Regions from separate parts of the Mus musculus genome. Here all the other regions are linked to region 2. The links are chromatin loops, found by intact Hi-C in ENCODE. Cell type or tissue: gastrocnemius. All regions are shown on one strand.

Region 1 (8,000 bases), 130 kb after region 2:
AATGGCAGCTGCTCACACATTTCCTCATTAAATAAGCATCGGGATACCTGCTGATTGAAGCCATTTTGGGTTTGGATGGGAATGGATCTTTAAAGCCCTGCCCATATGTTAGCCTCTATTCAATTCAACAGCTTTGCTCTGGCTGCCTCTAAACCAAAGGCTATTAAATTCTTATTAAAACTTGAAAGGTAAAATGGTGTTGCATACCTGCAAAGAATTGGTGTTGTGCCATTTTTAGCAAGCAATTTGAAAATTTGGGACCAGAGCACTGGGTCACTCAGAACATTGACAATTCCCTCCTCCTTGATAGCTTTTTGTTTAAATCACCCAGCTAAATGGGAACACGAGATAGGGTTTCTTTAAATTATTTACTTTGCATTGCCATTTAAACCCTGGGAAAAAATTTCTTACTAAACCACATCATTTTCAAAAATGATAACACTTGACAGTAACTACCAAGATAATCACCACCGTAGAGGAGGTAACGACAGTAAGTTAATGGTGCTGTTATTGGAAATAAAAATGTTATCATTCCTTATTGCACGAGTGTTAACATACGCGTTAAAAGATTTTGGAAAGCACACTTGCTCACTGTGCAATGGTGAATTTAGAATGAATGGTGGATTTAAAATATCATAGCTATTAGGATATGTAATGGATTCTGCATGGCTTGCTTAAAATATGAGTAGTTATCCAGAGAAGGACAAGGATAGGCGGACTACATAGGGCTGGGGCTATAGAGCTCAGTCAGAGAGCAAGTGCATTGTACCTAGGACCAAGAAGTAGGTGAAGGAAAGAAAGGGGGAAGGGGGGGGGGCAATGGGATAGAGAGGGAGGGAGGAACTCCCAGTATAGGCAGACTGAACACCTGAGGGCTTCCCTCAACACTTCCCACCTTCTCCTTCCCCTCCCCATCACTGAAGCTTGGATTCTCCCTCAGTTTGAATCATTTTCATCTCCTCCTTTGGATGTGTGATGGGGATTATACAGATAACTCTCAAGAACAACAATCCCCCATAAAAAAGAACTCCCACTGTCTAACTATCCAAGGAATTGCTGGCGTCAGTTGAACTGACCTTGAGTTTACTCTGGCTTGTGCAGGCATTCCCTTACCAAACTGTGTGCTATCTGTGGGAGAAGCAAGCCACAAGAGCTGCAGTAGATACCTTTAGGGTTTCTTTTTTTTCTTCTCATTTCATTTCTCCTTTCCTTTCTTTCTTTCCCTTCTTTCTTTCCCTTCTTTCTCTTACCTTCAGTTCTCTGTCTGTCTCTCTCATCCCAAAGAAAACTAGAGAAACACATCACTGATTAAGAGAAAGGAAGGAAATAAGAAAACTCTTGTTCTCTCTGCCTTGAGTGTAGTATGACTACCCTATTATCTAGTTGGCCTTAGTTTTCTCCTCTAAAACATGGAACACTAAACTAACCTAAAAATTCCCTTTCTGAACTGTAATTGTGAGACTTAGAAGAATTAGCACCTGACAAGGCCAAATGACTTACATCTCGGACCTAAGTACCCAACTCACATCGGAAGGCTTAAGTGGACATAGACCATGGCAGACTACCTGGTCAACAGAAAGGCTTTGCCATCTCCCTTAATCAATAAGGTCTCTGCTCTTATCAACAATAAGAGTAATCAGATAGCTTTACTATATGTCCAGAGCATATTGAGACCCCAAAATAGGAATTTTATCAGTGACCATTTGACATGGTTGATGGGGTTCTGAAACAGATAGACAGCACTCTTCAGTGGTAAACACAGTTCTACCTATCTATTTATTGATAGAAATGTCTTCAATGTGCTTTTCATTTATTATGATTGGAAATGATAAATAAATTTCATTTGTTGGTGTGCTATGGTGAGGTGTGTGTGTGTGTGTGTGTGTGTGTGTTGACAAGTTGTCTTGTCACAACAAGGGCCTCTGTGTACTTGACAAGTTGTCTGCTGCTGATTTAGACCCTCAACCCCACAGCATCCAAGCTCTCCTTCTTCATCTCTTCATACCTTCCTTTCCTCTCTGTGTCTTTAAGTAGACTTCATGGGCACCATACAGATTTGTAAGTTAAGTATTGGGATCAGGAGAAAGTGAAAGAACAATTAGGAAATGTATATATGCTTTGTTTTATATAAATACTTAGGATAACTATTCTTCACAGATTTGCTCTTTGTCATGGTCTACTTGAAGTTCGGCAAATAATTTAAAATGTCTGACATCACTTAGGCACACTGCTGTCAAATAGAATAAGATAAATAAAATGGTATTGGAAGACTTAAAATGTTAGGCAGCCATACATTAAGTTAAAATGTTTAGTACTTGGAAGCCAGATTTATTAAGACAAATAATGGCGAAGCAAGGGTTTCCTAAGGTTCCAGTTGCCATTTTAAATCTTGTATGGTGAGAGAATGTACAAAATTTGCAAATTATTTTAGCTAATAAAGAGTGCTTAAATAACTGTAACCACAACTTATGTGCTTCATTCAAAACTAATATAGCCAGTAAGTTAATAACAGTAATTAACTCACACTGTACCATGCTCTCTTCTATACATAGTTCACAGCATACATTTGATACTTAGCCAGTTTGGAAAAGCCAACCACAGAAGGGAGCCGGTGTTCTTGTGACAGATATAGGAAGGAATCTTCAATCAAAAGAAATAAATGTACTTCCCTAGGTACTTGTGTATGCTCCCACAAGATCTATGAGCTCATAGGACACCTCAGATAATTCTTAAGAAGCCAAGAAGGGCAGCTGTGATTTCTCCATGAAGATTGCTCATGAATCTTTCAAACTGCCAGGTGAGTCAAAAAAAACACTGGCTAAAGGGATTCTCAAAACCGAGCACATTTTGAGCGTGAGGATCAAGAAAATAGAAAAGACAATTTAGAAAAGCGGTTGGCCAGTGTGTAAAACGTGACATGTGACATGCTGTGCGTGCTAAAGAACTATTTTTAGTAATGAGGAGGAAATGTTTAAGTTGCATTTATTCACTACGAAATTGAGTCAGCTAGCATTCTGAAAGATCTCTGGGAGTTGCGGGCTCATACTCTTTTTGCAACTTCCTTCTGCTACTTCTTTTAGTGTCTCTTTTTGTTCACCTCATACAAAAGTCCATTCGTCAAGTTCAAGCATAAGGACACGGTGCCAGTGAACATGTGGTTGTTAAGAAAGTGAGTTCACATCCCAGCATGGTGTCCAAAGAGGTACTCCCAAGATTAACAGATGGAAATTCTGTACCAAACTCATGGGTCTCTGCAACCAGTCTATTTGAGGAGAATTGTCTAGATCAGACCCATATTCTATTAATAATAAAGCCTTCTTTTCTTGTGTGGTTCTTAAGAGGAAGCACGGGCACCCCCAAGGGGGAAAAAAGTACCCAAAGCCACTAACACTTAGCCACTCCATGGGGGAAAGGTCAGACTACTATTGACAAGTATGTAAAGACACCCCCTAAACCATGGGAAAACATGTATAAATCGTTTCGACTCACTGCATTCACAACCCATGGAAGGGAATCACAAAACTGCACTTTAGCATTGTTGGCCTGAAAGGATAACTATTTATCATCTTATAAGACAGCTCGAATGATCTTTATCTACTTTGCCCACTTTCTGACCCAAATTCAGGGTTTTTATGGAAAATTGCAGTCAGTTTGATTGATGAAATCCAAAGATGTCTAAAAAAACGGCACCAAAGATCTCCAACTGTGCAGACTCCAACCGAGGGCTTCAATGTTGGCATTGTTCCTGAAGGCAGGAAAAAGAAAGAAAGAAAGAAAAAGAAAATGTTGAGAAAAACAGGCAAAAGTTGGGGAATTTCTGCTTTAAAAACTTCAAATTTCAATGAAGATGCCCAAACGCCATTATCCCTGTTCACACGTGCGAACCGGGCGGACATCAAAGTATTTCCCACACATCACAACAAAACCGGCTTCCTCTTGAACCAATCAACCTTCTTTGTAAGCAGCTGAATGGAGGTTGTCTACCGAGCGAGCAGGTCTCAGAAAGGCGCTCGCAGCGTGTAGCCCGGGAATTGGGGAGCCGGGTGGGAGAAGCTGATCTATATGATCACCCCTTCCACCCGCATTTTGGGACTTTGAAATGTCCTGAGGAGTCGCAAAGGACTCTGAAAGCCTCCCTGTTCCGGGGAAGGGCAGCCAGATCGCCCTCTGCTCTCTGAGTCCCAGCCTGCCCGCGGCGCCACCATTAATCCAGCGCCAGACCCAGGCAGAGAAGCACCGGCGCCGCGCCGGATCCCGCGGAAGCGAGAGACAACGGTCGTGCTGAGCCAAATTTCCGTCTAGTTTAGGGGTCTATGCCCTGTAGTGAGATATTGTCACCTGCCTAATTGTTCTGAGAGCTCCTCCTCCCCTCCCCCATTAGCAATAATAGCGAGATCGAGCCTCCTATCGGGTTACTAGGCCCGGGAGCTGATGAATGAACCCCCTCGTAGGGGAAAATCTTGGGAGCTGTCTTCTGTCCTATTACCCAAGGGGGCGGGCTATAAATCTTCCTTCATTTTAACCACATTTACCCTCATCCTCCTCGGGGCTAGGGATGCTGCGTTAAGATTGCACTGATGTGCCAACGCTCTGGACCAGCTGCTCCTAAATACAGACAGGTCCTTGTCAATTAAGGCTTTGAGAAGCAGGTCCTCGGGGCCCTGGGGCATTGGAGCAGCCAGCAGTGTGCAGCCCCCACAATTAGTATCCATTTGGAAGGGACCTTCGGGGCACAAATGCACAGGCAACGGAAGAATCAAAACACCAGGCAACTTCAATTCTGGAAATTGCTCTTGTAAGTGTTGTGAAACTGAACAGACGGCCCCCAAGAAGGGAGCTAAGATTTCTGGTGCGGAATGAGCCTCTCCTGCCCCTCTTCCCAATATTTTCCCCCTTTGTCTTTCTCTTAGCACCGCAGTAGATGGGGTTAGTGGATGGGGGAGGGGTGGAGTGGGGAAATAAATACGTTCATTTGCCTGCTCTAAGCTAAAGTTGTCCGTTGATGTCTTTTTTGCGGTCACCTCAAGCAGCTGGTCAATCTTGCCCGGACCCTGGCCTTTGGCCCAGGGGGCGCTGGACAAGGCCGCGCTCCAAGGAGAAGAGCTGCGATGTATCAGGTCAGAGGGGCCAAGCCGCCGGTGGGCCAGGCCCAACTTTGGCCTCTGCTAAACAAAACCCAAAAGGCCCAGGGGCCTGAGCCACCACTAGGAAAGGTGTTTGTTTAAGTGATTAGGGGCAGTTGGTAGTTAGGGGCGGAGAAAAGGGCAGAGCTTATGACACAGAGCAACTTAGCTGGACAGCAAGGGTGGACATTCAGAGAACATCACTGTTTAAGAATGTGTGACCCCCACCAAGTTCAAGAACAGAGCAAACAGCCCAGGCCATTAGGGACAGCCGTCAAACGAATGGCAACAAAGCCAAGAGGAGCACTGAGGGGGAAAAAAATGTTTCAATATTAAATATGGGAAAGTATTAGGGACTGGGGTGGGGTGGGTCAATGAAAGTCAACAAGAGAGTAGGCTTAAACAAAGAATTTAATATAAAAAATGCATAAATCTGCAAGGGAGGCAGCCCCGTAATGAAGATAAAAGAACCAGCTCCGTCAACATTCTGTGATAATGGCACCATAATAGATAGGATCGGGTCGCTAACATTTATCACAAAGTTAAGAGAATAAAAGGAAAGGCAGCCAGCCTCCTTAATTGAGAACCTGCTGGATGAATTCCATGGGCCACACGGGATGAAACCCCATGAAGCTAGTGGCCTTGTCAGCCTTGTCTGTTTCTAGGAGAAAAGTGAGTTGCTTTTCCTTGGGGTTGAAGCCCACCCCACCCCCACCTTCAACCCTCCACTTCTGATACACAGACCTTCCAAAGTCTTTTCTCCCAGCATCCACTGGAGCTTCCTCCATTTCGGCAAAGAGTGGCCCTTCTTAGGAAACGGGACTCTATTTCCCTAATCCAACTAAGCTAACAGATCTCTAGCAATGAGCATCCTATGAAAAGGACGGCTGGAGTTTCCGATATCTTTTTCCTACCGAGAATAAAATCAAGCATTTCTTCAAAGGAGAGAGCCAGCCAAGCAATTTCAAAAGCTTCTTGCTTTCCTCACTCCCTGCCCCCCCCAGTTAATAATGCAACTTATTTCTAATGAAACTCCAGAAAGTGGTTTCTTAAAGTTCAGTGAAGGTGAATGGAGCAGTATTTCCCTGAGACCTTATCTTCTCTTTAGTAGCTAAGGTAGATGCTGAATTCTAGAGAGAAGCTGTGCAGTCCTGACACCCAGCAAGTGTTACACTATTCCAGTTGGAGACTAACAGCCGCCCTCCACAGTATTCTCTAATTCCTGCAGAGCCACAAATACATACATAAATAAACACATGCATGCATTCATACATGCATACATACATACATGAAATCATACAAGAAAGAGAAAGTCAGGCTGGGGAGAAGGCTTGCCCATTATGAGAGCATTCTGCTCTTACAGAGAACCTGGTTCCAGTCACAAAACCCCCAGAGAGCAGCTCACAACCACCTATAACTCCAGATCCAGAGACCCAAAGCCCTCTTCTGGACTCCATGGGTACTTGCATTCACATGTGCACACACACACACACACAGACACACACACAATCTAAAAAAAAAATTTTTTTTTAAATTAAAAAGCAAATATATCTCTGGAAAGCAAGAGAGTACAATGTAGAATCCTGGATTATTATTTGTCATTTTTAAACTCCCACAATGTTTGTTAGTTTTCACACATGATCTGAATTGGTCATTGGAGCCATTTTATAAGTGAAAGGCAGGTAATTTTTCTGGGTGGTAGGAGTTGGTTTTGATTTTTGGTTTCGAGACAGGAACATACTATGTAACCCTGGCAGAGATCTGCCCGCCTCTGCCCCCAGCACATAGGCAGGTATTTGATATACCTTCTGCCTTCTGTGTACGACAGGAAATTGGTTCCCAAAGAGTAAGTAAGCCAACTTAGCTTGTAGTCTAGAGTAACACGCAGACCCCCCCGGTCTGCAATGTGTCCATCTACACACTCCTTGTACTTTGTCCACTGGCCCAACCAGAAAATGATGTCTTCCTGAAGTCTGTTGTCGCAGGCACTCATACACTCTCTCAGGGAATAGTCCATCCTTTGCTGCCTCTAAAGAACACAAGGAGACTTCTAGAGCGTGACACTTCCTAACTTCCATCTCATAGAGCACACCACTGAGGCTCAGAGCCTTCCCATGCCTGACCTAGGCCCTTCGTAGGAAAGTTTGGTAAATTCAGGGGAAGCCCGCACTGAAAACCCTCTAGTATCCACATGTAAGTTTCCTCCTAAGAGAACCAAGTACCCTGAATGCAGTGAATTCCGATTCTTTTGTAATTCATATGGAGCTATCACAGAGCACCTGTGGAATGACTTAAAAGATGACTAACGACCAGTAAGGAATAAATAGAATTAGGAACACTCATGAGTGAGTCACTGCCAGGTTACACTTACTGTCAATGACGCGGACAATGACAGTGTGAAAACTATGCACCAGGTATTTGGATAGTTGCTCATTTATTCGTGCTATTATTGTTCTGGCTTTTTTTGTTGTTTCGTTTTGTTTTAATGAGTCTCACTATAACCCAGGTTGGAACTTACTATGTAGCCTACAAATTCCTGATCATCCTACTTCAGCATCCCAAGCACATTTGGACATTTATGCAACCTTTCCGTCAGTAAACACAAAGCAAGCAGAGCAGAGGACAAACCAGCTGACCTCATGGAATCCTAAAATTATCCCGTGTGTTGTTGTTGTTGTTGTGTTGATTGTGATACAGCTGTTATATCAAAATCTTAGCAGCTACAACTGTGAGAGGAGCAAGCCTGGGGTGGGGAGGGTGGTGGGGAGGTGGGGGGGTGGGGGAGCAGTGGGACCTAGGCTCAACAAAGTAGCTTATGCTAACAATGCCTGGCCCAGTCTTTATTACAACCTTCTCTGATGGTGGTTGGGGAGGGTG
Region 2 (8,000 bases):
GTATCGATATACAGGATATCTATCTGATATGTGACCCCTGTGGCGACCCTGTGATCAACCCTCCCCAAAATGAGTCGTGACCCACAGGTTGAGAATCCCTAGCCCAGCGCTTAACAAAGTGATGAGGCAGCTTTGTAATTGTACATGAAAGAGCACCGGAGCATCACAGACTACACACCGAAGAATCCCAAGTCAACAGAATGAAACTTTTCAGCTTACGAAGAATTCCTGTAAACATTTTGAAAAAGCTTTTAAGTCTTGGTGTGATATTTTTTTTTCCTTCAACCAAAGACAATAACTACCCCCCTGAGGAGTTTCTGTGCAAGAATGGTCCTAATATGTGATCCAGAATATAAACTGCTAAAATATCTAGATATTTTAATAGGTCCCTGGAATTTCAACAATAAGACTAGAGGGAAATCATATAATATTCAGCAAAAGCTACATGCCTTATGATTGTCCCCCAGTGTTTCAAAATAATATTGAAGAACAATACATTCTTTCTATTATCAAAAGAGAGATAATTGATTTAGAAGACAGTAAAAGAAAAATGAGGGTTTTTGGGTTTTTTTTTTTTTTTTTTTTTGCTATCTTCTCTGTTCAGCTTTACTGTGGCCTGACTAATGACTGAGGCAGAAAGTGTATGTGAATTATGGCCACACGACATCAGTGATGTGGACGAAAACCAAGAGGTAGTCCCTTGCTTGAGTCTGTATTTTGAACTGAGTCTAATTCACACATTGAAACCTCCCTGCTATAAGGGATGCCAGGACATCTCTGTCCCTCTTTCTGCTCTTGCCAACACTTTCCTGAGGCATAGCTAAAGGCAGTGAGTGCTGTGTTCTAGGCAAAGACTCCTCTTGACCTGGGAGGCTCCTCCTGTTGGGACTTCAGTATCAAAGTGGGCGTGGAACTCAGCCCTGGTCCTTATCCACTTTGAAGTCTGCAGCAAGTAGTTCTTTTCTGTCCTTGGAATGCCCTTCACATCTGTAAAATGAGAGCAAAGACATCTGCATTCAGGATACTTGCTTGAACAACTGCCTCAAGACAGTACGTGCAAAATGGCTAAGAGTATGTGACATACTGGCTAAGAGTATGTGACACATTGAATAGTTTTAAAACGCTCTGCATCTAGGCTGGAGAGATGGCTCTGGATCCCCTCCACACACACACACACACACACACACACACACACACACACACACACACACACCGAAACTAAATTTAAAGTTGTGGGGGTGGAGGAGGAGGCTCAATATCCTATATCTCAAGCAAACCAGGTTTGTCTTCCACTTTTGCCCACAGTGACCCATCACGACAGCCTTAAAGAAATTAAGTTTTACACCAAGCTCTTCCTGTTCTGGAAGCTGACACTTAAATCATCCAAGAAGCCACCCAGCAAGCAGTAGTCTGCTCAGTTCCATGATGAAATTACACCCAGGTAGCAAGTATTCATTCCCTGTGATGTCTGGCTTTTCCCATAAGGGGGTCTTTGACATGGACAGATAGCTAAAGTAACAGTGATAAAGCAGTGGGTCTTGGGATGTTTCAACCAACCAAATAGCTTCAGATTCAAAATGTGAGAGAGAGAGAGAGAGAGAGAGAGAGAGAGAGAGACTAAGTAGCTAGGTTGATGCAAACTTTCTTTCCTGTGTTCTTTTTAAAGCTGTTTAGATAATTTGGTTGCAGGCTAAGCTTTGAGTGAGATCCTTGCTTCCGTGTTGTTAATCGTGCAACCTTGGGGAAGACTCCATGCGTCAGATCTCAGGGGTGTGGAAGAGGAAGGGGAACACTGTCCTCTTCCTGTAGGGCTTTGCTGAGCTTCCGCACAGTGTCAGGATCCTGTGACCATGAGGCATAGAGAGTCGAAGCCCAGGATTTGCAGACACCTTCAGGTCTCCTCACCCTGGGCTAGCACTTCTGCCTAGCCAGGAACGTGTGAAGTCCAGGAACAGCAGCCTCTGGGTCTCAACCCTTCTGGAGATCCTGCAAACCTTTCTTAGGGATCCTATATCAGATTTCTGGCATATCAGATATTTACATCACCATTCATAACAGTAGCAAGATTACAGTTAGGAAGTAGCAACAAAATAATTTTATGGTTGGGGGTCATCACAAAACAAGGAACTGTATTAAAGGGTCAAAGGCTGAGAATCACTGTCTTAGAGTTTTCTTTGGATGGCTTTGAGGGCTTGTTTTATTCTGTTTTATCTTTTGAAGAAGCGGATGATACGATTGAATTTTCTTTGATGTTGCTTGTACCTATAAAGTAAAATGATTACATATTCTGGTACCAGAGACATAATTCCATGTTCTCATCTGCTGGCCTGTAGCTTCGTGTGTGTGTGTGTGTGTGTTTGTGTGTGTGTGTGTTCTATGGGCCCCCAGCAAAATGAGTCTAGTCAAAACAGCATGCTTCAATGCAAAACACCAAATGAAGTGGGAGAGATTAGAGGAGATGTGGATCAAATACTGTAAGATTTAAGTTACACTGGTCTAAACACTGAATATGTCTATTGGTCAACTTGGTGACTACACTTAATAACAACGGAAAAACTTTAGGTGATCTCACCTCAAAGAAATGCATATAGATAAAACTGTGAGTATGTAAGTAAGGTTGAGATACCAATCTTCTTATAATGTATGCATAGTTTAGGATATCAAATTGTATACCATAAATACGTGCAAACTTTGCCATTTTGAAAAACTGTAAATAAAACAAAATCAACTGAAACAAAAGATATCTGAGGAAGAGAGCATGGCTCTAAGAGAAAAGCCAGTTAACGTTGTCAGAAGATGTTTGTAATGAACTGGGGTGCATCTCTGTAGTAGAGAGCCGTTACCTAGAATGTGCTAGATTTGATCTCCAACACCACAAAAAATGCAAACGATTTTTGATATAATAAGGTATATGCCTCTTTATTGATACATTCAGTAATGAGTTACAGCAACTAGGCTAGTAAGTATCATAATAATAAATAATAATGAATGTAAATCATATGTCAAGACAGCTAGAAGGTCCACCATGAAACGCAAGTGTCTGTAACTTCTACTGATGACCAAGTCGTGGTACTGACAATCACTGTGGTATCTGTGTTGCCTAAGTTCATCGTTTAGGCTCATGTGGAGGTTACTGCTCTGTTCCTATGCTCTAGGTAGAGTACACATGAATTCCAAAGTGAGGAGACCCCCAGTTAAGCTAAAATAACAGGAACCCAGAATGTCTACCATAGTGATAGAAACCAGGTTCTGACCCACCTGCCTGCCTGTATACTGAGCTATACAGGTCTTTGCATGATGCCTTGCTTTCTCACAGGGAAACACTATTGTATGAAGATGGCTCATCATTATACAGCCACCCGGATTGAGGACAGCCATCCTGAAATCAAGGCCAAAGATGAAGGGCTCCAACGGAGCCATGTGTCTGTCATGATGATGATAAATGAGCCACAGGGGTTGTGTCTGTTCCTGTTGACAGACCAGTGATCTGCCCTTTATAATATGAATACTCTTTTTCCTTTCTTGCCTCGGGCTACTCCTTGTCTTGTCTATTTATGTGGAGATGTAACTGGGACTAGGCTGTCTTGCAGAAAACTGACTCCCTCCTTCAGAATCCTCCAGCTTGCTCCCATTCAGGTCTTGGGCTTCACTGGAAGTTCCATCCACAGCCCTACTCTTCTGCTATCCTTTCTAACACTCACCTGCCTTTCAAGGTCTCTTGGGTCTGACAGCATGCAATCTCATGGGCTAAAACGAAGCCTTTCCTGTCCATGTGAAAGAACGTGAACTCTAGAGACAGATCAGTTAGGACTGGATCCCTCGTGCACACTAACCCTGGGCATGTTGCTTAACAATTCAGTGACTCACTTCCTTCTTAAGAAAAACATGAAAAATAGACCTTTTCCCCATAGAGTAATTGTGGAAGCTAAATTCCTTAAAGCCTGGAAGCTTTAAACAGTACCTAACACATAGTGAGGAAAGCCCTTGCATGATTCGGGTTTATTGCTATACCTCCCTCACCCAAGTTCTCCTGTCCCGACCTTTTCACTTATACTTTACAGCTATATCTATGCCCATATCCCTATCTATCTTATCATATATCTACATCTAATCTATCTAATCATATCTCTATATCTCTATATATTATTTGCCCATGCTGCTGACTTATTTGAAGATACCATCCTTTCCTCACTGGGAAGAGAAAGCAACCTGGCAGGGCCCCTTTTGACTTTCCTGTGTGAGTGTTAACCGTTCACTGTAGTCATGGTTACCATCCCATGCTTCAATACTGAATGTCCCTAAACATTTTTGGTAACTGAGACCCGAGCTAGAAAAATCAAGAAAAAGACCTGGGGGAGAGAGAGATCTAGCCATCATCATTATCATCTACTGGAAACTGACTGCCATTCCTGTAATGGATTTACTTAGTCACCCTACCAACCCTCGATCTGTATTATTATTCAAATTTATAGTTGGGGGGGATCAGGCTCAAAAGTATTAGGGTATTTTGCATTCCAAAAATATCTGTCTTGAAGGTAGGATCATTTCCCAGTTAGCCATACAGCACCTTCCTCAAGGTTTGAGGTAAGTGCAGAGAAGCACCTGGATTGTGCTGTGGGTTATCAGTTGCTCTCTGCAGCCACTTGGGCTCTCTGGACTGGACTGTTTTAGAGGAGACTTGGCTTCAGGATGGCCATCTGGCAGCAACTCACGATGCTTTTGTGAAGTCACATGTGGTCTCCGGGGTTGCCAGGAAAAGGGATGGCTTGATGAGCCAAAATGCAAATTCCACAGGAGAGGGAAAGTGAGAGTGAGCTTGTTCACACTGTGCGGGACTCCAAGGAGATGACACAATGTGAGAGACACGGAGTCCTGCCTGCCAGTCTGCACCATCACATTACAGGGACTGTACTTTGCATTTGATAGAAAACTTACCTTCCAACAATGTCTTCCTTAGGTCATTAAGAGAAGCAGAGGTGACTCAAGTTGCATGTAACCCTTTGGGGAGCTCCTTCTGAGGAGTGGGAGTTTTCTCACCAGCCCCCCCAGCCCCCCCAGCCCCCCCAGCCCTAGGGTTTTTCTTGTCTTAGCAACAAGACACTCAAAGTAGATCTAAACTAGGAGAAGTGAAATCTTTTACCCATCCCTGGTGGCTCCCATCTGCAAAGATCTCCAGGGTCTTCACTGGTCTTTCCAAAAGCTCTCCTGTCTGATGTTTCCTCATGTATTTATTTAACGCACGGTTTTTGAGACACAGTCTCATGTAACCCAAGCTGGATCCAACCCATGTGTCAAAGGCTGTCTGATCCTCCTGCCTCTGTTTCTCCAGCACTGAGGTTTACAGACATGACCGCCACACCAGGCTTCACTGGTTTGTTTGTTTGTTTGTTTGTTTGTTGTTGCTGTTGTTATTTTGTGGTGTGTGTGTGTATGTGTGCGTTTCATGTCTCTCATCTTCTCCTTCTCTCTGCTGGTTTTGCCTTCTCTAAGGCACTTGTCCCACTGGCCCTGCCCAGGCCCAAAGAATTTTTACCAAATGGGCCTCACTGACAATCTTCCTCTAGTCAAACTATTACCTGCTTTAAATACACTTTAATCAATAACTTCCTTTTCTTTGCTTCTGAGTTACATTTATAACTAAAGAATGAGCCCAAAGACATCTAGTAATCACTGGTATTTGGACCAGAACAATTAAAGGCTCTGTTTATAAGCAATGTAGACTTAGCATTTACTAAGGGACATTTAGAGATGCATTTTGTTTGTTTGTTTGTTTGTTTGTTTCAAAGAGTATTTGAAAGCCCTTTTCAAAGATACCCAGAAGCTCAGTTTGACCCAAAGTTTTGACAGTCTTGGGAAGGTATATGCACATATAATGTTTGAAATGCTTCCCTTTCAAATAAAAGAATCACTATGAGATGGATAAATACACTTGAAAATCAGAAGTATAGTTTATGATGATTTATGTTCACAATCATGGTTCAGCAAGCTCTGAATGAACTAGCTAGCCTAGCCCTGATAGGCTCAAACAAAGCAGCAGCTTATATTCAGACTAGAGGATGCAGGCTATGGCTATGCCTCCGGTAAGGGGACTGAGTTGTTGATTGTTAAGGCAAAGTCAAAAACAAAGTGAAAGGTCAGAAACTCATATAAGACTCCTGTTTGGAAAGTGACTCAAACAGTTCAAGAGAAAAAGAGGCAGAGTGGTGTCCTGGGGCTGTCTTGATGACCTATTTATTTTAAAAGGGAACCACTATAGCTATCAGAAAACACACATACACCTGCTTCCAATATACTCAGGATTTTAAACTTTCCCTTTGAGTTTCTTACGAAGTATACTGTTATATAGTACAGTTCATCAACTCTCATAATCTTAGTAAACCTGGTTGAAACCTGTCACTCAACCTTACTCAGAGTTAAGATTCCCGAGATCCAAGAATGTGCGCACACAAATCCCCAAGTGGTGCTGATACTTGGGGTTCTGAGAGCTACACTTTTAGAACTACTGGAATAAGTTAACTCTTCAAGAACATAGCTAGAGTTCTATTCAAAGGTTGGCATTACGAACACATCAATAGGAGGTCTCCTGAGCTGGTCACCCTTTCCGGTGTCCCCTCACCTCCATTCAAAAGGCAATGAGAATAGGAGTTGCACCTGCTGTGTGGTCCCACATGGAGGAGATAATGTAGAAAAGCACTATTGTTATGTGCTGTGCCTCCCAAAGTTCAAGTGATGGTGCTGCTTCCCCAGCACACCAACACTGCAAGCAATGCCTTGCCCACAGAGAGGTACCAGGATAACTCTCAGTGGCCTGGAGACTCTGGATCACCCAGAACTGATGCTATAAGTCCTGCAGGACCCCTGTACACAGAGCCCTAGTTTTCACTTCAAGTACCCTTCAGACACCAGTTCCCAAATCCTGCCTCAGATAACCCTCCTCAGATAATCCATGGTGACCAGGAACATCATGTGTACATTTTTATTGGTGCTGGATGTTCCTACTGAGAAACAATTTGGTACAGAGCAGAAGTACTCCTCTTCCCCAAGCACTAAAGTTCAGGTTTGGCTCAATTTGGATGCTACGAGGAGTTGCCCTCCCAGTACTTACTACCAGTTCTTCTGCGCTTAACACTTTAAAATTAGATTGATTTAAATAAGAAAGCTCAAGAGAAAGTCCAGAGAGGTTACTTGCTTAGACTTGCTTTTTCTTTTTATTATCAACAATCAAGTTAATGGTACACTCTTGGAAAACTATATGCACATGTAGAAATATTTCCCCTTTAAATAGAAGCATTCATTATAACACGTATAAATAAATTTGAAAATCTGAAACATAACTTATGACGCTCATGTTCACAAACATAGTCCCAACGAGAAGAAAAGGAAATCAGACAGACATGCACCTGATAACAAAAATATATACCATTGTCTGAACCTGGTCTCTCTAAACACAAAGGAATCGAACCCGTGAGAACCTTATTACGTCATAAAGACACACCATAAAGACTACAAGAGGAGAAAAAACATTATACGGTCACGTAGAGGAGACGGTCTGTACTGAGAGTAACACGATACAATTGAGTCACAGAACACAGCTGTAGAAAGACACCGAAAAAGTTAAAGCCTCAACATTCAACTAATATCTATAGTTTTGTGCCTTTTAAAATAAAAATTTAAAAAAAAAGCCCAACAGAGATGTCTAAACTGCGCATAGAAGGAATTATCAATATACAGTCTGTCCACCCTACAGGAGGAGTCCAGCTCGGATCACTCAATCAGAAACGCGATCTGAGACACTTTCTGCAAACTTGTGTGTGCCTTCCCCTTGCTGGGTAAGACTGATTTCTCTGCAGCCAGCTATGTGGACTACAACTGACTCCAATGCAAAGCAGTGCCAAAAAAAGTTCCATTAAAGCTGGTGGAAGAAGGAAATGCCGGTGGGGGTGGCGGGAGAGAAAAAACAGGAACGCTGTGAAACATGAGACACGGTTTGCAGAGCTGGA
Region 3 (8,000 bases), 520 kb after region 2:
CATATTTTGTTTCTCAGCCCTTTCTATGTTAAGCTCTCTTCTCTCTCTGTCTCTGTCTCTGTCTCTGTCTCTGTCTCTGTCTCTGTCTCTGTCTGTCTCTGTCTCTCTGTCTCTCTCTCTCTCCACTTACTATATATCCAAAGGAATATACGAGAGAGAGAGAGAGAAGCAAACAACAAAGTTTGATAAAGGAGGCTACAGTACCGATCTATGATTTATGGGACTAACCCTAACCCTAACCCTAATATAGTAGAACTCAAGGGCCTGCATTTTATCAATAGTGACGTCAGAGAAAGTGTGCAGTTTTTTTTTTTTTCTTTTTTTAACCAAATGGACCAAGTAGGTTTTACTGGGATGCTTGTATCTGAGGAACATAAGGAAAAGTCTAAAACCTAAAAGAGATTGTAATACAAAAGGCTCTGTACTAAAGAACATTTTTTAAAAAGATATTTTCTTTATATACATTTCAAATGCTATGCCAAAAGTTTCCTATACCCTCCCTCCGCCCTGCTCCCCTACCCACCCACTCCCTCTTCTTGGCCCTGGCTTTCCCCTGTACTGGGGCATATAAAGTTTACAATACCAATGGGCCTCTCTTCCCAGTGATGGCCGACTAGGACATCTTCTGCTACATATGCAGCTAGAGACAAGAGCTCCAGGGTACTGGTTAGTTCATATTGTTGTTCCACCTATAGGGTTGCAGACCCCTAAACAAAGAATTCTCACCTGAAGAATATCGAATGGCTTAGAAGCACCTGAAAAAATGTTCAGCATCCTTAATCATCAGGGAAATGCAAATCAAAACAACCTTGAGATTCCACCTGACACCAGTCAGAATGGCTAAGATCAAAAATTCAGGCGACAGCAGATGCTGGTGAGGATTGTGGAGAAAGAGGAACACTCCTCCATTGTTGGTGGGATTGCAATCTTGTGCAACCACTCTGGAAGTCAGTCTGGAGGTTCCTCAGAAAGTTGAACATAGTACTACTGGAGGATCCCGCAATATCTCTCCTGGGCATATACCCAGAAGATGCTCCAACTGGTAAGAAGAACACATGCTCCACTATGTTCATAGCAGCCTTATTTATAATAGCTAGAAGCTGGTTTATTTTTTTTTTATTTCTGCATAAAACAGAGTTGTGATTCTGCCATCCACCGTCCCTTTACTCAGCTGAAATTATCAGCCTGCTGCCATCTCATCTTCTCTGGGTTTTTCCTTTTTTCTTCTCCCTCTCCTTCCCCCCTGAACTCCCCCCCCCCACCTTTCTAGTGTTTAATAAAGAAAAACCCTAGACATCATACCATGTAGCTCATTTCCGATAGAAATTTCCTGAAGACCACAAGAGAGAATAGGCTGGGAAAGTGATTTCTTAAGATTGTGTTATTCACAAAAATAGGGGCTTTTTGTTACTGAGACAGGGAGAAATGTAACATGTCTAAAACATGTACATGATACTGTGGGTGTGGAGTTTTGGTCACCTTTCTCCAGGGCACTCTCCCAAAGGCTTTGGGGAGGGAGTCTCTGGAGACTTATAAATCTTTACTAGGAAAATAAAAACAAAATCTTTGAAATCGCAGATATTTGTAAGCCCACAAAGAGGCAAATATCTTTCTGAGAGCATTGTTTATGACTTTAAAGGCTATCAATGTGTAAAGTTTGAGGGAATCTTTCAGCACAAGCACCCCTCACCTATCCGTCCCTCTCCTAACCTGAGGGGCTGCTTATTGTAACCTGAAATCAGTCTGGATCCAGGACGCAAGAGAGAAAAGCACAATGCACGGTTGTTTTAGTGTTTGCAACTTCTCAGATTTATGGAGTATCAACTTATTTAGAAGTTTGGTTATTTTCCATTAGCAAATATCATCCAACTAAATTTGAGCAGAGCACCCTCTGAATAAGTCAAATAGACAAGGGCTCTAAATGAGGAAATTAATTATAGCCAGTGTCCCAGGGAAAAGAACCCCTCTGTGGCACAGAGAAATGTAATTAATGGGAGGGAAGTGCCAACAAATCACTCCTTAAAATATTAACGCTATCAAAGAACAGCTGGAGAAGGAGGAAACTTGACCCTTGGGGGACTGATGGAGGGGCCGTGGCTGCTGTACAGTTTCACACAGTTGTGATGTAATGAAATTCCTCAAATCGTAACTTAAAAAAAAAAAGATATTAAGTAGTGTGGCTCTGGAAAAGTTATTAAGCGTTAGTGTGTCTTCGAGTTTGATTATTTTATTATGATCCTTGTAGCTCATATTTGCTGTGGTTTTAAATCTTTTTCTCTTTATTTTCCTGAAAACAAAACCAACCTCCCTGCTGCCCCTAAAAAACTGGTTTGGTTTTTTGTTGTTTTTTGTTTGTTTGTTTGTTTGTTTTAAGCAGCCTGAAAGCCCGGTGACAGCATTTTTTTTCCTATATAAATAAAAATCCATTAACCACGAAATTTCTACTCCACATGCTTCAATTAAATTCTTAGTTAAGGAAATTTGTTTGCCTAAATGTAATTTGGCTTTACTTAACAGTTTGATAACTTATTATTGCCCCCCAAACATTTATTGTGGAGCAATGCAGTTATAATTTTACACAGTCCTACTCAGTAGTGGCGTGTTGGGTATTTATTTTTATATTTAAATAACAATCTCAATATTTAAGACCTGAAGCTAGGAGTGGTTCTTTACCCGGGATGGAATTTAATTTAGATACTTAAAAATAAACCGTTTTATTCAGCACCGAAGTTTTTCTAGAAGCCTCTGGGACCGTGGGCAAGCTGCGGGTGTAATAAATACTTCTGACCGCGTATACTTGTGTTGGCGGTGCTCTGACAAGTTCTTCCATTTGTTTCAGGAGACTTGCTAATATCTAAATCGGTGACAGGGTGTTCAAAGCGTTTGACAAACCGTGTGGCTGAGACGAACGTCCTCACACGTACCGAACCAATAAACCCCGGAGAGGAAACACAGGTTGCAATAAAAATAAAGTCTTGAGGTTAGCACCGGTTTCACGTAACTCTGGCTTCACAAGGCTCTCCCTCGGCTAGAGGAGCCATGCCCTGCAAACAGCCCACAGGGGACACATCATTTAAATAAATGTGTTTCTTTGCCCGAACAGAAGTTCAGATAGGCTCGATTATCATTAATTCTGCTCTTTTATTTCCTTTGCGGGCGCGGAACACCGAAATCCTGGCCTTTGAAGTGAGGCTGGCGGGGCTGACCCGGGTCCTCCCCGGCGCCGGCTCAGCGGTGCGGGAAGGAGGCGCCTGAGCGTGAACTCGTGGAAGCTGGAAAGGAGGGGTGAAGGGGTGGGAGTGAGGTGCAAATGTTGGTGACCCTAAAAATCAGGTTATCGGAATCGAACGAATCCTCAGAATCGGCGGCCCAGGGACAAACTGAGTCTGTGCACAAGCCGACAGAACAGTTAGGGGACTTCAGACGCCACGCTCGTTTTTTAAAAGAAACCCGTGGAACTCAAGCGCGGCGCAAGTCCCCTCGTGAGCTGGCAGGCGTGGACGGAAGCGGGACCGTAGTCTTCCTCATCCTTCTGCAGGTTTTCCCCTGGCTATGTGACAGCTAGGTGGCAGGCTCGGCCTGGTCCCCTCGGGGTCACCGCCAAGGCCCGGGGTAGCGCCGTGGGTGGGGGCGGAGGGGAGACGCGCGTGAACCTGCGGGCGTGCGGACCGCATCGCGGTGCACCCGCTGTGATTAGCTCGCGCGGCGACCCCGGAGGGCGGACTTTCCTCACCCTCGAGTCTCCTCCTCCCTCTGCCTTTTTAAGGGACGCCCTCCAGGCAGAGCTGTCAGCCACCCCAGGCCCTCTGCACTTGGCCGCGACTGGGCTGTCTCCCGCCTGCGTGACAGTCAGGGGCGGGAGCGGAATTAGCCGTTGGTCCCCGAGACCTGCACGTGGAGAGCCAAGCTCAGTTCCCGGCTCTGCCGGGTACCGGGCGACAGCCCACGATTGGGACATTGCCCGGCCCTGGAGTTGGTCGTTCAGGGCTCGACGGCCCGCAAGAATAGCGGCCTGGCCCCGGGTGCTCCTAGCGCGATGAGCCTGGCTAAAGGCGGCCGCTGCTTCAGTCGCAGCCTACGCGGTGGCCTCCCGCGATCCCTGGTCCCCTCACCCTCGCGCACCATGCTGTCCTCCGGCCAGCGGAGCCCGCAGAGCAGCCCACGCCTCCTGCCCAGCCGCTGCTAACCCACGAGAACGCGTTCTTGACCGGGAGGTCAACCGGCCGCGTGGTGCCTCGGGGAGGCGGAACCTTGGTCCCCCGGAGCTCCGGCTCCGCCCTCGGATTCTCCAGCTGCCACCGGGCGCGGGGCGGCGATGGGGGCGCTGCTGGCGTTCTGTCTGCTCGTGGGCTTGCTACGTTGGGGCCCGGCGGGCGCGCAGCAGCCTGGGGAATACTGCCACGGCTGGGTGGACGCGCAGGGCAACTATCACGAGGGGTTCCAGTGCCCCGAGGACTTCGACACGCAGGACGCCACCATCTGCTGCGGCTCGTGTGCGCTGCGCTACTGCTGCGCGGCAGCCGACGCCAGGTTGGAGCAGGGGGGCTGCACCAACGACCGCGGAGAGCTGGAGCATCCTGGCATCACCGCGCGTAAGTGCGGCATCCCTGGGCGGACATGGCTCGCCCACCCGACACAGGCACGCCTTACTAGCTCGGGCCACAAAGTGGACCACCTCTGGGTCTGGGGATTGAAGAAAAAGAGGGTGATCGTATTTCAGGTCAGGGGTCCTATCGCTTTGCAGTTTGGGTCCCGGCTGCACGTGATGCCCATGGTTCGGCCCTAGGGAAAGTTTGCAAGGGTTCGCAGGAACTGCTGGTCTGGCGGGAACCTGGTGCTTCTAGGGTAGACAGCTGGAGCTAGGTTGGGTTTCCTGGGCGCTCTGGTCAAGTGGGGGAACTCCGGAAGTGCGGGTGCCAGGGAACTCGACTCTGATCACCCCCTTATTTTCTTTTGTCGAGTAGTAGCATTTCGTCACTCTTCCAACTTCCTTACAATTCTCTGCATCCAATTACCCTCTCTAGTCCACCCCCTATTGTCACGCTTTTCAGAAACACCCAAGTCTTTGGAGGTGAGGATTTAAAATTCCGGGTCACAGGGATTTCTCAGGCCCCCTATTCTCACGTCGGAAAACACGGGTCAAATTTCCGCTCACTTGTCCACTTGCTCACTTAAGAGGTGAATAAATCAGGACCCCAGCTGAGGAAATTTACACCTTGAAAAAAAAGTTTTCCACTTGAGTTGGAACATCAGGGAAACCTTTTAAGGCTCAAGGCGAAGGTTTTACTGCCAGGAAACCCGAGAAGTGTGTGGAGCTGAGAGCCTGTGTCTCCCCAGGACTGGGAGGTGGCAGTGTGGGGCCTGCACACTCTGATCCCCAGAAAGACAGGGAGAGAGAAGCAGGTCCTGTCGTCCAAATGATAACTGAGAGGAGGGAGGGGTCAGCATCAAACAGGGTTTTCCTCTGGGGTTTAATTTTGGCGGGGAGGGGAGAGTGTTAAAAAGCCCACTTCTGAGGACCTGGGAAGTAGTTTCTAGACTACATAGCAGAAAGCAGGAACTCAGGGCTATCTTAGCATGTTAGAAAAACCAAACTTCTCTGCTTCTCTAGGCAATGCTAAGCCTGCCTCCTGAGTCGGGAGGGGGGTTGTTCTCCAAAACAGAGACTAGAGGATTGGAGCATTCTCCCCACTTACTGAGTCTGAGATCAGGCCAAACCAGATGGATAGTGCTCTGCCTCCTGCCAGCACTTTAACCTCTGGTGACTTAACTACGCTGGGCCATTTTTCGAATTTAAAACGGGCATATTGCCATCAAAGAGTCAGTTTATTGATGACAGTAGCATACAGCTGTTTGACTCCAGTGCACAGGGAGTGCAGGCCAACTTCACCTGGCCTTCTATACCACTGGTACTCACACAGAGACGGAGACAGGGGGGTGGGGGGTGTAAGGGATGCCGAAGAGCTCACAGTTAGCAGCCCATGGGTAGCTGCTACCTGTCCTACCCTGGCTGAGTCTTTAGAAAATATATGTATTTATATCTGGATAAGAGGGAGTTGCTATCTCTCAAGGCCTCTGTGATAAAAGTTCAACCTGATACAGAAAATCAGGCTCGAGAGCCTTAGTAAACCCACGTGTCCAGTCTGCTGCCCGGAAGCTGGAGCCTGCCTCTCAGTGTGGTTCTTTCACACAGGGGAGAGACCAAGGCAGCTGCCCTGATACCTCTGGAAAAGAAAGCCTTATTTCTATCTGCCTTTTAGAGATGGAAGCAAAGGAGAGTTTGTTTGCTCTGCCTTGGGGATGTGCTCAGAAAGAAGTCTGGGTCACCAGTACTGAGAACTACACACTGTTCTTTCTGTGGGTGGGAATGTAGACACAGAGGTATGATGTCTGGAGTCAGGACTGATGGTTTGTGAGATGGTGGGAGACACAGTAAATTGGGGCTCACTGTGGATTGCTTTCTCCTGCTCTTTCTAGAGCTCTGTAACACCCCGGGGCTTCATTCAACAGGCTTGGTTCTCCTGGCTTAGACAGGAAGCATTTGGACAGGAGATGGATTGTCAGTCTAGGAGATGGGTTAGACCTTTAAGTGTCCCACCATGATCAAACCCCTAAAACCTAGATTTAAATGCACATTCATGGTGATCCCCCAAACTTACCCTCTCCCTTCAGTGCACCAAGAGGACGATATAGGCTTTCTGACCTCCAGATGTTCAATATGATGGCTGATTGCTAACAGAGGCTACAGCACCAGTTTGCTTCCTCCCTGCTAGGAGTAGCAAGAGCATTCCATCACCATGGTTTGTACTTTGGGGGTTGCCAGTCACAGGCAAGCTGACAGCCATGATGAGCCTCTGCCTCCCGTCTCTAAGAGGCCAGAGCAGAGGGTAGGGTTTGAGTGACTTGTACCCAGCATCTGTGTATGTCTGTTTTTGCCTTTTAGAACCTGTCTATGTCCCCTTCCTGATCGTCGGCTCCATCTTCATCGCCTTCATCATTTTGGGCTCTTTAGTGGCTATCTATTGTTGCACCTGTTTGAGACCCAAGGAGCCCTCTCAGCAGCCCATCCGCTTCTCGCTCCGAAGCTATCAGACAGAGACCTTGCCCATGATCCTCACCTCCACCAGCCTCAGAGCAGCTTCCAGGCAGTCCAGCACCGCTACCAGCTCCAGCTCCACGGGAGGATCTGTGCGGAGGTTCTCCTTTGCCAGGGCTGAGCCAAGCTGCCTGGTGCCCTCATCACCCCCACCTTACACCACTGGTCACACCATACACCTAACCCAACCGTCCGGTTTCCTGGTATCACCCCAGTATTTTGCATACCCTCTCCAGCAGGAGCCCCCATTACCTGGGAAGAGCTGTCCAGATTTCAGTTCCAGTTGACGGGGCGATGGCTGTGAATAGGCCACACAGGGAAACGGCAGCCAGCCAGGTGGAGTGCTGCTGTCTCGGCCAAGCCACGCTCACTTCTGAAGAGATGTGTGGTAACCCACCATGCTCATGGAAGAAAGGGCTGGAAAGACTCAGCACTTTCTGGTCTTGAGATTCTTGGCTACAATGACAGGAGGTCTGACTTAGCAATCATGGCGAACGTGACAACCTAGTCACCTTTTGTTAAAATAGTCAGCAGCTTGATGTTCAGTTTGCAAGTTGAAAGAAAATATTTTACCAGACAATTCATCTACCCTTTGTAGAAAAACACCCTGTGTTCCTTTTCCTGAGTTGAATTGTAGTACAAATATATACATAAATAAGGACATACACTTAACTGTAATTATAAAGGTTCACTTAAAAATTAACTATTAAGTAAACTCGAAGGGCCAGTGAACTACCTATTTATAATTTTTGGAGCAACCTAACTATAAGCAATATTAGTATGATGAGAACAGTTACTTCTTAAATTAATAACAAACTTTGTTTTAAAATATGAGTTTTCTTTTTCCAAAATACAAGGTTTCACTAACCACCTGGGAAGCTTAGAGTTTTAAATATAAACTCAG

The links. Hi-C counts contacts between places; a loop is a spot of excess contacts. Peaks named below come from ENCODE experiments on the same cell type or tissue, not always from the same donor. Only the 100,000 strongest peaks of a DNase experiment are listed, where the experiment ranks them.
Region 1: it touches region 2 in a loop (2.2-fold over the local background); 18 of 42 quality-filtered maps call a loop at or near these places.
Region 3: it touches region 2 in a loop (4-fold over the local background); 4 of 42 quality-filtered maps call a loop at or near these places.

What each region holds. Positions count from the first base shown.
Region 1 is chr5:67,218,566-67,226,565 of GRCm38, forward strand. Gm33293 (predicted gene, 33293) reads right to left here. Exons shown (of 2, transcript NR_169035.1): 2 at 2,308-3,745. Among named protein-coding and RNA genes, the nearest start is that of Gm33293, 9.1 kb to the right of the region's middle. In gastrocnemius, no CTCF peak of the experiment used is centred here; a DNase peak (open chromatin) is centred at 4,197; H3K4me3 peaks cover 590 bases.
Region 2 is chr5:67,087,216-67,095,215 of GRCm38, forward strand. Phox2b (paired-like homeobox 2b) reads right to left here. Exons shown (of 3, transcript NM_008888.3): 3 at 7,182-8,000. Among named protein-coding and RNA genes, the nearest start is that of Gm33167, 7.5 kb to the right of the region's middle. In gastrocnemius, no CTCF peak of the experiment used is centred here; a DNase peak (open chromatin) is centred at 4,722.
Region 3 is chr5:67,604,093-67,612,092 of GRCm38, forward strand. It overlaps Shisa3 (shisa family member 3), which reads left to right and starts at 3,791. Exons shown (of 2, transcript NM_001033415.3): 1 at 3,791-4,592; 2 at 6,944-8,000. The coding sequence starts at 4,316. The coding sequence ends at 7,383. In gastrocnemius, no CTCF peak of the experiment used is centred here; DNase peaks (open chromatin) are centred at 3,251, 3,771 and 4,296; H3K4me3 peaks cover 2,241 bases; H3K27ac peaks cover 282 bases.